2 separate regions of the Homo sapiens genome follow, and region 2 is linked to region 1. Evidence: chromatin contacts called from ENCODE Hi-C data. All regions are on one chromosome and are shown on one strand. The core of a region is the stretch at or near the end of the contact, and the rest is flanking DNA. Distances in the headings are between cores, read along the strand shown.

Region 1 (7,319 bases), core at 3,471-5,970:
GTCTGGAACTCCTGGGCTCAAGCAATCCACCTGCCTCAGCCTCCCAAAGTGCTTGGATTACAGGTATGAGCCATCAACCAGTTTTTTTGTTTTTTTAAATCATTGATTTCAACTATGCTCTGTTGAATCCCTTTTCCATCCCCTCATGTCTCACATGCCTCACATAACTTCCCAGGCATTGTGTTTTAGAAAGTCTGGTATTGTTTAAATTCCAGCCTCATTTTGCTCTTCTCCAGAGCATGTCCAGCTAGTCACTAAAGGGACTTGGAATGGGGAGGAGATAGGTGCACTCTTCCTTTCCTTTGACTCCAGCTGTTGGAGCTGGAGGGAGGGCGTGAACTGTCACCGAGGTGAATTCTCCCCATTCCTTCCCAGCTTCCTGAGGCCTAGCTCCTCCAGTGAGCTGGGGAGGGAGAAAAGAAGGAAAGGGGACAGTGGTACTTACCAGGCAGCTACCACTGTGGTCCTCTCCTTTGATGGACTCTGCTTTTCTAGCCAGTACTTAACTGCTGATGCCTTCTGTGCAGCAGGCGTTGAGTACTCCTCTTTCTGGGGTCCATGTGAGAGTTCTTTCAGAGCTCACTCTTCTATGTACTCTATGTACTCACTCTATCATATGTACACAGTTGTTTTCATGGGAGATGCAGCTCTGTCTGGTCTTTCCTGCCCCCTCCACTCTCTCCAACTGTACCTCCTTTCTCCATCTTGCAATCTCTCTCTGATTCACTTCACTCGTGCTCAGACAGGCATGGAGAGCAGGTCAGCAAATTCTTCACACTATCAGACTTTAGACAAGCTAAGGAATTGTCCTTCTCTGCATACTGTATATAGCACAGTTTGATTTATGTAACATCCTAATCATACTGTCTGGAAGAATCTTACCAAAATGATATCATTATTCCCCTACATGGGGAATTAGGGCTTGATTTTACCTTCTTTATTATAATTATTTTTACTTGATCAAATTACTAGGAAATATTCCCTCACTTCTAAAGAATACAATTTCCCTGTGTTAGAAAGATCAGTCCCGGTGTGGTGGCTCACTCCCATAATCCCTGTACCTTGGGAGCCTGAGACGGGAGGATTGCTTGAGGCCAGGAATTGGAGACCAGCCTGGACAACATAGCAAGATCTTGTCTCTATAAAACACTAAAAAAAAAAAAAATTAGCCAGGCATGGTGACACACTACTCAGGAGGCTGAGGCAGGAAGATCACTTGAGCCCGGAAGTTTGAGGCTGCAGTGAGCTATGATCTGCCACTACACTCCAGCCTGGATGACAAAGCGAGACCCTGTCTCTAAAAAATAAAAACAACAACAAACATACATAAATAAAGAGATCACATCCAAATAATAGAAAAAGATGATATGGTTTTGGTCCCCAAAACTGACATCACGTAGGAGATATTGGAACTTTGTGGGTGGGAGCCAAGCCCATGCTGGTGCCCCTTCTCTAGGTCACGTCTATACTGCTTGTTTGGATTCCTTGGCAAAAACTGACTATGCAAAGACAGTAGGATGCCTGACTCAAATTGGGTCAATCAGATCCTTTTTCTTGGAATTTAAAAAAAAATTGCATGAAAACGTATAGTTAAATGCACAGGTCTTAAGTGTACAATTTAGAGTTTTGACAAATATATACATTCATGTAACTGAACCCCAAACAAGATATGGAGCATTTCCATCACCCTAGAATTTTCGTTCATCTCCACTTCCAGTCAGTCTCCATCCATGATGGCCAACCACCATTCTGATTTCTATCACTATACACTAGTTTGATCTGTGTTTGGACTTCATGTAAATGAAATCATACAGTATATATTCCTTTGTAACTGGCTTTTTTTAACCTAAGAATGTTTTTCAGGCTTATCCATATTTTTATGTGAATCAGCAGTTTATTCATTTTTATTGTTCAGTAATATATCAATGTGTGAATATATTATCCATTCGTCTGTTGAAGTCATTTGAGTTCTTTCCAGTTTCGAACTATTATGAATAAAGCTGCTAAAAACATTTTTAAAACAAGTCTTGTTGTGGACGTAAGTTTTTGTTGGGGCAGGGATTTAAATAGCTCGGACTGAGATTGTCAGTTTATTGGATAAGTATATATTTAACTTGAGAAGAATCTGCCAAACAGTGCTCCAAAGTTGTGCAATTTTACACTCTCCGCAGCCAAAACGGAGGCTTCCAGTTGTTGTACATCCTTGCCAATATTTGAGATGTCAGTCATTTTCACTGTAGCCATTCTAGAGGCGGTAAAGTGGAACCTCCTGGTTTTGGTTTCTCTTTCACTGATGACTAATGACGCACAACTTTTCATGTGCTCATTGGCCATTTGTATACCTTCATTTGTGAAGTGTCTCTCAAGTCATCTGCACATTTATCTTATTGGGTTGTTTGTCTTTTTACTGATCAGACATATGTATTCTAGATAAAAGTCAGATATATGTATTATTGATATTTCAAAGCATTTTGTTCAGCAGTAGAAATGCTGGCTATATGATTTGAGAATAAAAATACGTATGTAATTGTAACAGGAAGTCTTAAATAAATTAAAATGTCACTATTTTGAATAACTAGAATATATATTAAGAAAAATAATCCCAGGAAATAAAAAATATGCTAGTAATAATTACACATAACAGATTTACAAAATTATATTACCATATAACAGTAATACATAATTCTAAATAAAAATAATCATGCTCACAGATAAAACCAAAAACTTTAAGAGCTTAATTTATTGAAAGCAAATGATTTAAATATCATGAGGGAAATAAAAGGAGACAAGAATTAGTGGAACACTCTACTGTGCTCCTGCTGTTTGGGAAGATGTACTATACAGAGTTAATTCAACAATAAACAAAGTCCCTGAGGGATGGCCTATACGAGTTGACAAGTTGATTTAAAAATTAATTGAGGGAATTAAACAGAAATGTAAATATTCCAATAACCATCGAATTATACATTTTAAATGGATGAATCATATATGTGAATTATATCTCAATAAAACGATTATAAAAAAAGAATAAACAGGGAATTTTTTTCTTTTTGAGACAGAGTTTTGCTCTTGTTGCCCAGGCTGGAGTGCAATGGCATGATCTTGGCTCACCGCAACCTCCACCTCTCAGGTTCAAGCAATTCTTCTGCCTCAGCCTCCCGAGTAGCTGGGATTACAGGCATGCGCCTCCATGCCTGGCTAATTTTGTATTTTTAATAGAGATGGGGTTTCTCCATGTTGGCCAGACTGGTCTCAGACTCTCAGGCTTAGGTGAACCTCCCGCCTCGCTCTCCCAAAGTGCTGGGATTACAGGCGTGAGCCACTGCGCCTGGCCTAACAACAGGGAAATATTTTTCAAGTTAAAGCAAAAAAACAAGGTAAGCCAAGTAAAACTATATAAAAATATATGATTTTGGTGTTTACAGTGCATTGGGTAAAAAATCTTACTCAGAAACAGTATGTAAAATATTTCGTTTTTAGAAAACCATACATTAAATCAATGGAGAGTGGCCAAAAAATTTTAACACTGTTTATCTCAAGGAGCTACAACTATGGTAAATATTTTCCTTAATAATGAAATGTGGAAACATTCCTGAGAACAGAAATAAGACGAAGATGTCCATTATCATCACTTGTATTCAATACTTTCCTGGTATTCCTAACAAGAGTAATAAGGCAAAAAAGTTGAAATAAAAATACTAAGATTGGACCTAAGATACAAAACTATGTATGTATTATTAACAACTCAAAAGAATCCAGAGACAAGTTATTAGAATTAGTGAGTTTAGCATGACTGAATAAATGGTCAAAATAGGAAAACCAACTTTATTTCTGTACACCAGCAAGAGTTAGAAAATAAAACATTTTAAAACAATACCATTTATGGTAGCATAAAAATTCAAATGTCTGGGGAAAAATTTAATGAAAAGATGTCCATGACACTTTATTATTTAGAGAAATGAGAGAAGAGGTAAATAAACAGAAGTACATACCATGTGAACTGATTAGATGACCCAGTATTTTAAAGATGTCAATTCTCCCCTGAATTGACTTATAAACTCAGTGCAACCCCAGGCGCAGTGCCTCACGCCTGTAATCCCAGCACTTTGGGAGGCTGAGGCGGGCAGATCACGAGGTCAGGAGATCGAGACCATCCTGGTTAACACGGTGAAACCCCCGTCTCTACTAAAAAAAAAAAAAATACAAAAAATAAGCCGGGCGTGATGGCGGGCGCCTGTAGTCCCAGCTACTCGGGAGGCTGAGGCAGGAGAATGGCGTGAACCCGGGAGGCGGAGCTTGCAGTGAGCCAAGATCAGGCCACTGCACTCCAGCCTGGGCGACAGAGCAAGACTCCGTCTCAAAAAAAAAAAGAAAAGGAAAAAGAAGAAAATCTCAATGCAATCCCAACCAAAATCACAACAGGCTTCATATATATGTGTGTGTGTGTGTGTGTGTGTGTGTGTGTGTGTGTGAGAGAGAGAGAGAGAGAGAGAGAGAAGTTGCATGGTTAGGTGGTAAAAGCAGTGTTTGCCATAAAAATCAGGTCGTTGGTTATTTTGGTTATTTTGGTGGGGAGGGAGAGGTAGTGTTTGGAAGGGGACACGCTGGAAGGTTTTGGGACGCATGGTATACCCGTTGTCAATGTATGGCCTCGCACCTCCAAATCCATCCTTTAATACCTGCTCTGCGGTCACAGCCAGAATCCCCTTCCGCGGCTCCCCTCGCGGCGGGGAGGATGCTGAACAGTAGAGGGCGCTGGAGACACGCTGCGGGAGGCTGGCGCTCGGGTCCGGCTGCGGGCCACAGGCCGCGGATCGCGTTCTGCCAGCGCCCCACGCCCGCAAGCGCGGCCCCTCCGCCACCTCGCGGCCCGGCCTGACCTGTTAATCACGTCCCCACGGCTCTTCTAGCGGGGACACCGCCGTCTGCAGGCTCCGTCCCCACCGTGCCCAGACCCCGGGAAGTTTGTCAGTCAGCACCCTGATGCCAGCCGATTCTCAAAAAGCCAGGAGGATCCAAGCAGATCATTTGCCAGACGGTACTGCAGCAATGGAGATGAACAGATAATTCACACAGAAAGAAGGATGGTAGGGAGAGACGTGCGGGGGGTAGGGAGGGCGGAAGGAAGGTCTAGGGGAAGGAGCGGAGGGGGAAGGGAGGAAGGAAGGCAGGAATGGAATGAAAGGAGAAGGGAGGAAGGACTCGTTGAATGCACAGCCTCCCCGGTGCTGCAGCGGCAGGAGCGGCTCTCACAGGCATGGGGCCCCCAGCAGACCCTACCAGGCTGCGGGAATGTTGCGGCCCTGCAGGGCGTCTCTGTCTTTTTTGAGGTGTCTCTGGTAATATGTGATAATGATAGTATTTTTAGACATTTGGAATGTGATTTAAATTCTAGCTCCACCACCTTCTAGCTGTGGGACCCTGAGAAACAGCACATCCTCCCAGATCCTCCCTTCTCTCTTGTCCACACGTGGGGAAGGCTCCTGGCGGGGTGGGGATTGGGGGTGGTGGGAGGGGGGAAGGTGGGGGGCTTTGCAGATTTACCAAGCTGATGTACAAAGACCTACTACAGCTGTAAGGGCTAGCTCCTTTCTCCCACTCTGGCAGTCACTCCACTTTGAGAAACATACCTCTTGAAATAAAGCTACAAGTGGAGAGGGGCAGGTGATTTGGGCAAATAATTCCATACTAAATATTAGGACAAAACATCCTAGGCAAATATCACAATCCGGAGTCATAGTGGCATACTAAATTCAACCAAGAAATATACCCATGATGTTGAAAGAGCCAGGCTTATGGAATGTAAACAGCAAACTATTTTATTCTTGTTTTCTATTTACCAATTCAAACTTGCTCTGCAGGTCACTCCTCCCTGCCCCTGGGATAAAATCTAGGGCATGTTCTGTGACTTTCTGGATCACAAAATTCACATGATTTTTGGATCATTCTCAGTTAACCAAAAATTTGTCCTGTAACTTCTAGCTATAAAAATAGGCTCTGTTCAGCATTTAAAATGTCCAATCCCATGTAGGAGTCTAAACTTTCGATTTCATTTTAAGTTTAAGCTTCCTCTTGATTCCTCCCCCAAGCCTGGCCCAGGCTTGCATTTGGCTTCAGGCATTGGGCGGGTAGCAGTGTTTCCTCTCCATTTTTCACTTTCACTCTTCCCTCCCCAACTAGCTTGCAGGGATTTCTGATCACCTAGTAGAGTCTAGAGGCGTAAGGGAAGGAGGTCACCAAGGGGCAGGCCAGGCTTTATGTGAATAGTGCTGTTGTGAGCCAAGTACTTGAGTACTTCGAGGTCCCCTTCTACTGCAGACATCTTCCCTATGGTTCCTGTGACCCAGGTTTGTCTCAGAGTGGGGTTAGCACACGGTACCATCTCCATCCCCTTTAAAAGTATTTATTACATTTTTCTGGAAATGGAAGTCTGGAAATTATATTTCCCTGATAGTCTTATGAGCAGGATTCCAGGTTGATTCTGCCAAATGTGAGGCACTCAGGTGAGACTAGAAAGCAGAAAGATGGTTTAAAAAATCATCGTTTTCTTCCTTTGACTCTGCACTTACGACAGCAGGATGCTCGAGACTCTTGCAGTAATTTGGGCAAAGATTTCCACAGTGCAAAATAGAAAAAACAACTGGCAAATAGCTGTACAAATTACAGTCCATTTTCATCATGGAATGTCAGTTTGGCAACAATGGCATCGAGGCCCCAAAGCAGCTCTGCAGTAGGGGGGTTCCTCCTTGGTGACTGGATGGGCACAGCCAAGCACAGGCTCCTGAAGATCCCAGCTCCAGGAAACATCAGCATGGTTCATTGCATTGTCCACCTGAATTCTTCACCCCTCCCTGTGGCTGTGTCCATTGCCCTGTAGTGTTGCAGTTCCCCTCAGGAAAAAGATATCATTTACTTCTCTGACCCTTGATTTGGAGCTTGGCTATGTGACGTGCTTTGGCCAATGGGATATTGGATGACACAACATAAGGAGAGACACAGATATGCATATGCACAATGCAGCTTGCCTTTTTATGCTTCTCCCTTCACCACGAAAAGAGCTTTCCCTGGGGGTAGCAGCTGTCCCTGCAGCCTGTGTTCAGAATGCACAAATGTGAGGAGCCAAGCCCAGCCAGCTTGAAAGTGAGTTGCCAGGCCCGGCGCAGTGGCTCACACCTGTAATCCCAGCACTTTGGGGGGCCGAGACAGGCAGATCACCTGAGGTCCGGAGTTCGAGACGAGCCTGACCAACATGGAGAAACCCAGTCTCTACTAAAAAATACAAAATTAGGCCTGGCGCAGTGGCTCACGCCTGTAATCTC
Region 2 (7,319 bases), core at 1,772-4,271, 560 kb after region 1:
CTAAGCTTATAGTCAAGCCAATTAAGTGACTGTCCTAGCCACATAATAGACTTGAGATAGTCTAATCATACTAAACTTATGTACAGATTAAGAAGAGAAAATAAGCAAGAAAAAAATCTATAACTACCATCTAGTAAATGATTCTTATGTCTCATTCACTGGGGTAAGCACTTTGCATGTATTATTCTCATTTAATCTTCTCAGAAACTATCAATTTCATTTTCAGATAAGAATCATGAGACCTGGACAGGTAAACACGGTCAGAGCCAGGATTTGAACACAATATAGTGAGGTCCAGCTGTATTTTTCCCCTGTTCAGCTCATCACTTGTTACAGCAACATTTACTTTCCCCCACTGATGTGAAATGACACCTTATAGTTACTAAATTCCCATTTGTATTTGTATTATATTTACTAAATTCCCATTTGTATACGTGGAAGACACAGTGTTTTAGGAAGAACAGCAACTCTACACAAGGACAAGAGACTTGAAGGTGAGACAACACTGCCAGCTCTGCAACTGTGACCTCACATGACAGTGCTCTCATTCCTAAACATGAGGGTTACATGAAGATAAATCATGTTTTTTGATAAAAAGAAACTGAACCCAGAGGGCAGGAGTGCAAGCAGCAATGATAAGCAAAGCAAATGGTAAATACATGGATAAATCTAAATAAACTTTAGCTATATAAATAGTAGTAATAATAGTTATTATAGTAGTCATAATCATTTGGGGTACAAAAACAAAGTGGAGCTAAAATGCTGTACAATAAGGACATGTAAGACAGAGGAGACATCTACATTAAAGTACTCTAAAGTGTTACAATTAAAGCATTAAAAAGAGGGTACAGATATTATTAACTTAGACTTTATGTATGTATGTCAAAATACATAGGTACCACTAAAGGATAGAAAGGGTACACTAAAGGAAGAAAGAGAATGTGTAATTTCCAAACCAATAGAGGAAGGGAGAAAAACAGAATAAAGAATACAAGAGCAGTATTAACAAACTCAGGACTAGAGGGTTGGGACAAATAAGCAAAGAAAAAGCATAATAAATGGAAAGCATTAAAATAATAATGAATGAATCCAAATTTATGAGTAATTACCATAAATGCAAATAGACTAAACTTGGCTGGTAAAAGATTTTATACAAAAGAACCCAAAATGTAGCTATTTGAGGTTTATAATAGACAATACTTATGCTAAAGGGAAAAAAACAGTCTTTGTGTTACATTTGAAATAAAAACAAAGAAAAGCAGGAAGTAAAAGACTGAAAGACATCAACGATTAATAAAAAGAAAGCTAATGTAGTTCTAGTTACATCAGATTTTTACTCAAAATGCATAATTGAGAAGTCATTATATAATGATAAAAAAAAATTCACCAGAAAAATACAACAATTCTGCCCCTGTAGACATACATGTAACATGGCCTCAAAACATATACAGCAGAAATTTATATAATTACATATAAAAATGGGCAAATTCACAATACTGGAAGATTTTTAACTTATGTCTCATGTACTGCCACATCAGTGAGTTCTTAGGACCGGTGACAGCACCTGTGATCTCATGTACATACATGTATATAATTTAGATCTTAGTCCTTTGATGGTTATAGGGTTGCAAATATTTTCATTGTGGCTTGTTTTTTCACTTTGTTCATGTTACCCCGTGACACAGAAGCTTTAAGTCTGATTATAGTCAGACTTCTCTATTCTCTTTCCTTTGTAGTTTTTAATTTTTTGTGAATTGAGAAACTCTTCTCATGTGTCCTTAAGAAACAGACACATACAAGGATCTAATTTTTCTACTGTTTGTAAAAAGAATAAAAATAACATATACCTATACACATGCATTAGGTATCTGTTCACATATATTCACGGGATTGATAAACTCTATCAACTCCTGGACAGCAGGTTACCAATGACGGTGATAATGGGAAGTGGCCAGTGGTTGCTTAAGGCTGTACTTAATTAAAAAAAAAATGAAGCAAATGTGGAAATATATTAAAATTGCCTGTTAAATATGGGTGGAAGATAATGGGGCTATTTGTTTATATGTTTGAAATATTTCATACATTTAACAAACTACTTTAAAGAGCTTTCCAAACTATACTCTGAGATGTTAAAAATTAAACATCCAACACTTCCTCCTGTCTTTTGACCACTCCGTTGTTGGGCCACCCTATGTTCTAACCACTCACAAATCTTGTGCCTGATAAGATGATACAGTTAGAAAGATGAACCAACCAAGTATAAGAAAACAAAGAAAAGAAGATTCCAGTCACTGGGGGAGCAAGATTTAATTAAGAGGTACCATACCCTAATGGTTAAGAGTAGGCTCCATCACTTCTTTGTGTAATCCTGGGCAAGTTATTACAAAACTTCTCTGGGTTTCAGTTTCCTCAGCTGTAAAATAGGACTAATATGTACTCCTTAGATAAATGAGGATTAAATAAAACAATGTATAGCTCACCAAAATGCTTGGCACATAGCAAGCACTCTAAAAGTAGCTCATTTTGTTCTAAGATAATAGCTTTTAGATAAACCATGAAATAATGAGAACTCTTTTCATTAGGCAACTCTGAAGGCAATTCCCAAGTTAAAAAGCTTTTGAGTATAGGCAGCAACAGCAGAATAAGTTAACAGACTTCTAAAATAGCTTGAAAGAATGATACTTACTTATGCAGTTGTTTATTATTATATCCACCATTAATAGTATACTTGTAAATAACATCTATGTACTCTAAGCATTTTACACTTATAATTTTATTTCAAGACCAGCTGGGGCAAATGATGAGACCCTGATATGGTCTGGCTCTGTGTCCCCACCGAAGTCTCATGTTGAATTTAATTCCCAGTGTTAGGGGGAGGGACCTGGTGGGAAGTGATTGGATTATGGGGACAGACTTCCCCCTTGTTCTCATGATAGTGAGTGAGTTCTCTCAAGATCTGATGGTTTAAAAATGTGTGGCACTTCCCCCTTCACTCTCTCCCACTCCTGCTCTGCCATGGTAAGACATGCTTGCTTCCCCTTCGCCTTTGACCATGATTGTTAAGTTTCCTGAGGCCTCCCAGCCATGCTTCCTGTACAGCTTGTGGAACGGTGAGTCAATTAAACCTCTTTTCTTCATAAGTTATCCAGTCTCAGGTAGTTCTTTATAGCGGTTTGAGAACGGGCTAACACAGACCCCATCTCAACAAAAAAAATTTTGTTAACTAGCTGGGTGTGTCTAGCTACTCAGGAGGTTGAGGCAGGAGGATCACTTGAGCCAAGGAGTTCAAGGCTGCAGTGAGCTAGGATTACACCACTGCATTCCAGTCTGGCTAGAATGATGAGGCTGGTCAGCTAGAATGTAGGAGACTGTCAGTTCTGTCTCAAAACAAAAAACAAAAACTATTGCTGCTATATCATACAAAAGTAATTTCAGGTCAGTTTGTATAGGGAAAAAAGCTACCTCCTTAAAGTCAGACGAAATACTTTTATAGGGTATAAATTTTATCAGTGCTAATTCTTTTTATACTTAAAACCTTAAGCCAAAATCACTACACTATCTTTTTAAAATAAGCGAATCATGTTAAGGAATACCTATCAATAAAATAATTGTAAAAGAGTAGAACACAGTATCATTTCAAAAGCTTCAATCTTTTATTCAGAGAAGATGAACTCAAAGTCTGGAAGTTCATGTGAATTTAAAAAAAAAACAACAAAAAACCCTTATTTAGCTCCACAATGTATAAGTATGACAGTGCTCAGTTTACCAAATAAATATATGTGCTACTGATTTGAGGCATCTTTAACAAAATTAAATTAATTTTCTTCAGATTTTATTGAAGTAGCAGTAATCCTTCAGCATATAAATACCAACCAGTGGGAAATGACGAGATGTTCTCATGTCAGCAATTATCCAGAGAGCATTCGTATTTTGCAACATAAAACTGATTAGAGACTATACTTTGTGGTTTTATGAATAACAGAATTGCTAAAAATTCCCTGTATCTGCTGGGTGGGATGGCTCATGCTTGTAATCCTAGCACTTTGGGAGGCTGAGATGGGTGGATCTCTTGAGCTCAGGAGTTCTAGACCAGCCTGGGCAACATGGCGAAACCCCATTTCTACTAAAAATACAAAAAATTCGCTGGGTGTGGTGCATGCACCTATAGTCCCAGCTACTCAGGGGGCTGAGGCGGGGGGATCACTTGAGCCCAGGGAGGCTGCAGTGAGCTGAGATTGTGCCACTGCACTCTAGCCTGGGTGACAAAGCAGAGATTGTCTAAAAAAAAAATTCCCTGTAGCCATGAAAAATATAATCCTAAAAGAATTTCCAAAGACAGTACTAAGAAAGCAGAATACTGAATACTAAAATTAAGAGACATGTATAATTTCTTCCTCTTATTTCTTTTTTAGAGACAGGATCTTGCTCTGTCACCCAGGCTAGAATGCAGTGGTGCATCCACTGCAGCCTTGAACTTCTAAGCTCAAGTGATCCTCCTGCCTCAGCCTCCCGAGTAACTAGGCAGACCCATTTAAATTTTAAAATTTCTTTGTAGAGGTGAGGTCTCATCATGTTGCCCGGACCTGTCTCAAACTCCTGGCCTCAAGTGATCCTCCCACCATGACCTTCAGAAGTGCTAGGATTACAGGCATGAGTCACCATGCCCAGCACTGACATGAGTAACTTCTTAAGTTTAAATGTGAAACTAAATAACCTGTGTAAATTATGGCTCTGTTACAAGGGCTTAAATTTCATCACTTGTACTCATATTAATCAGCTATATGTAAATCATCTGCATCATCTCCAGCTACACTAGACCACACTATATTTCAAAAATGTTATAAACTTCCAGTCATGCAAAACGATCCTTCATTAAAATGGTTTAAATTAAATAACTGTATTGGTTAACTTGAAGTCTCCAAAATTGTAACTACCTTCTAGTATCTGTTAAATTTCTAGCCACACCATGGCCATCCTAATTCAAAGGAACTTATTAACTATCCCCTTTATTTTCTTCTCTAAACTTTTCACTGGTGTCTATCACTGTTAAAGGTTTACCAATTGTGTTTTATCTAAACAATACTACAACTACACTTTTTTTTTTTTTGAGACAGAGTCTTACTCTAGTCACCCAGGCTGGAGTACAGTGGCGCGATCTCGGCTCACTGCAACCTCTGCCTCCGGGGTTCAAGTGATTTTCCTGCCTCAGCCTCCCAAGTAGCCAGGATTACGGTTGCCAGCCACCATGTCCAGCTAATTTTTTTTGTATTTTTAGTAGAGACAGGGTTTCACCATGTTGGCCAGGCTGGTTTCGAACTCCTGACCTCAGGTGATCTGCCTGCCTTGGCCTCCCAAAGTGCCAGGATTACACAATGTTTTTTTGAAAGCAGTTATCAAAAATTCAATTAAAAGTCAACCGGGCACGGTGGCTCATGCCTGTAATCCCAGCACTTTAGGAGGCTGAGGCGGGCGGATCATGAGGTCAGGAGTCCGAGACCAGCCTGATCAACATGGTGAAACCCCGTCTCTACTAAAAAAAAAAAAATATATATATATATAAGCCGGGTGTGGTGGCGCGCGCCTATAATCCCAGCTACTTAGGTGGCTGAGGCAGGAGAATCGCTTGAACCCAGGAGGTGAAAGTTGCAGTGAGCCAAGATCATGCCACTGCACTCCAGCCTGGGCGACAGAGCGAGACTCTGTCACAAAAAAAAAAAAAAAAAAAAAAAAAGGCAAAATATAATTTACTGATTTCTTATCTAGGACCAAAGTTCCTTACCTAAAAAACATGGAGAATTTTAGGAATTTCTCTGAAACTGTACATATTTCATGTACATACGTAGCTTTCTTAGAAAAGACTACTTTTATCTCATTCTTAAAGGGCTCTATGACATGCTCCCCCCAAAATGATTCATAACCACTGATCCTAATCTTTGTAATTTGCTAGGTTCTTTAAGCTTTTGCATACACTATATGTTATTTTGATATGTTTTAAGGCAATAGGTCAAGAATGGTGGTTCATGCCTATAATCCTAGCACTTTGGGAGTCCAGGGCAGGAGGATACCTCGAGGTCAGGAGTTCAAAACCTGCCTGGATAACAGAGCGAGACCCTTTCTCTACAAGAAGATTTTTAAAAAACAAAAAACAACTAGCTGTGCGTGGTGAAGCATGCCTGCAGTCCTAACTACTTGGGAGACTGAGGTGGGAGGATCACTTGAGCCCAGGAGATCAAGGTTGCAGTGCACTATGATCATATCACAGCACTTTAGCCTGGGTAATACAGTGAGACCCTAAAAAAACAACACGTCAGCCTGGGTAAACAGAGTGAGACTCTATCTCTCCTCTCTTTTTTTTTTGTAAGTTACATGGAACTCTGCTTGATAAGATATCTGATCTCTTTAAAAAATAAATAAATCATTAGGACACAACTGAAAGACACAAAGGTAAACAACCCAGAAAGACATATATGCCTTTGGGCAGAAAGATTCAACATCAAAAAGATTATCTTAAATGAGAATCCACCAAAAATATTAATGCTTGTTTTTTTCCTATGTAAGACAAATTGATTCTAAAATTTATGCAGAGAAAAAGAATTAAAATAACCTTGGGGTTCGGGGACAACAAGGGATATATAGTTCTACCAGATATTAAAACTTACAAAGCCTCAATAATTAAAACAGTATTAATCCTAGTGCATAAAGACACGAAAGACCAAGACCTGAATTTAAAGTCCAGAAACAGAGACAATACATATGAGAATTTGGTAAAAGTGGCATCTGTAGTGGCTATAAAAAAAAAAATGGGCCGAGCGCAGTGGCTCATGCCTGAAATCCCACTGCTATGGGAGACCGATGCACGTGGATCACTTGAGCTCAGTACTTCGAGAGCAGCCTGGACAATATGATGAAACCCTGTCTCTATGAAAAAATACAAAAAATTGGCCAGGCATGGTGGCACGTGCCTGTAATCCCAGCTACTCGGGAAGCTGAGGCACAAGAATCACTTGAACCTGGAAGGCAGAGGTTGCAGTGAGCAGAGATCACGCCACTGTACTCCAGCTTGGGTGACAAAGCAAGACTCCGTCACAAAAAACAAACAAACAAACAAAAAGGTGTTGGACAACTAGGTATCCATCTAGAAAAACAAAACCAAAGTTGGATTCATACTGCATATCATCTATCTAAATTCCAAATATGATAAAGATTTAAATGTAAAACGTACAAGCCACTGAGATATTATGTTTCTCCTGATGGAAGAACATAATTCTACTTATGAAGCTGTGCTGTCCTGTCCTGTGTCTCCTCCCCACCACCCTGAA

What was found. A loop is a pair of places that touch in the nucleus more often than their neighbours do. Pooled maps may share reads with other maps.
Region 2: a pooled map shows a loop between it and region 1 (2.6-fold over the local background). The contact joins two enhancer-like sites. A Hi-C loop is called at or near these places in 2 of 50 pooled maps.

The regions. Positions count from the first base shown.
Region 1 is chr10:87,198,896-87,206,214 of GRCh38, forward strand. No RefSeq gene overlaps it. Among named protein-coding and RNA genes, the nearest start is that of NUTM2A, 23 kb to the right of the region's middle. RefSeq lists enhancers at 2,143-2,242, 6,743-7,244 and a silencer at 4,845-4,894. Within about 2 kb of position 4,721, at least 16 of the 41 ENCODE cell types and tissues checked have a DNase peak (open chromatin) inside an H3K27ac peak, as active enhancers do.
Region 2 is chr10:87,757,375-87,764,693 of GRCh38, forward strand. The region is part of intron 8 of ATAD1 (ATPase family AAA domain containing 1); the gene reads right to left. Among named protein-coding and RNA genes, the nearest start is that of ATAD1, 57 kb to the right of the region's middle. RefSeq lists an enhancer at 4,595-4,694. Within about 2 kb of position 3,022, at least 2 of the 41 ENCODE cell types and tissues checked have a DNase peak (open chromatin) inside an H3K27ac peak, as active enhancers do.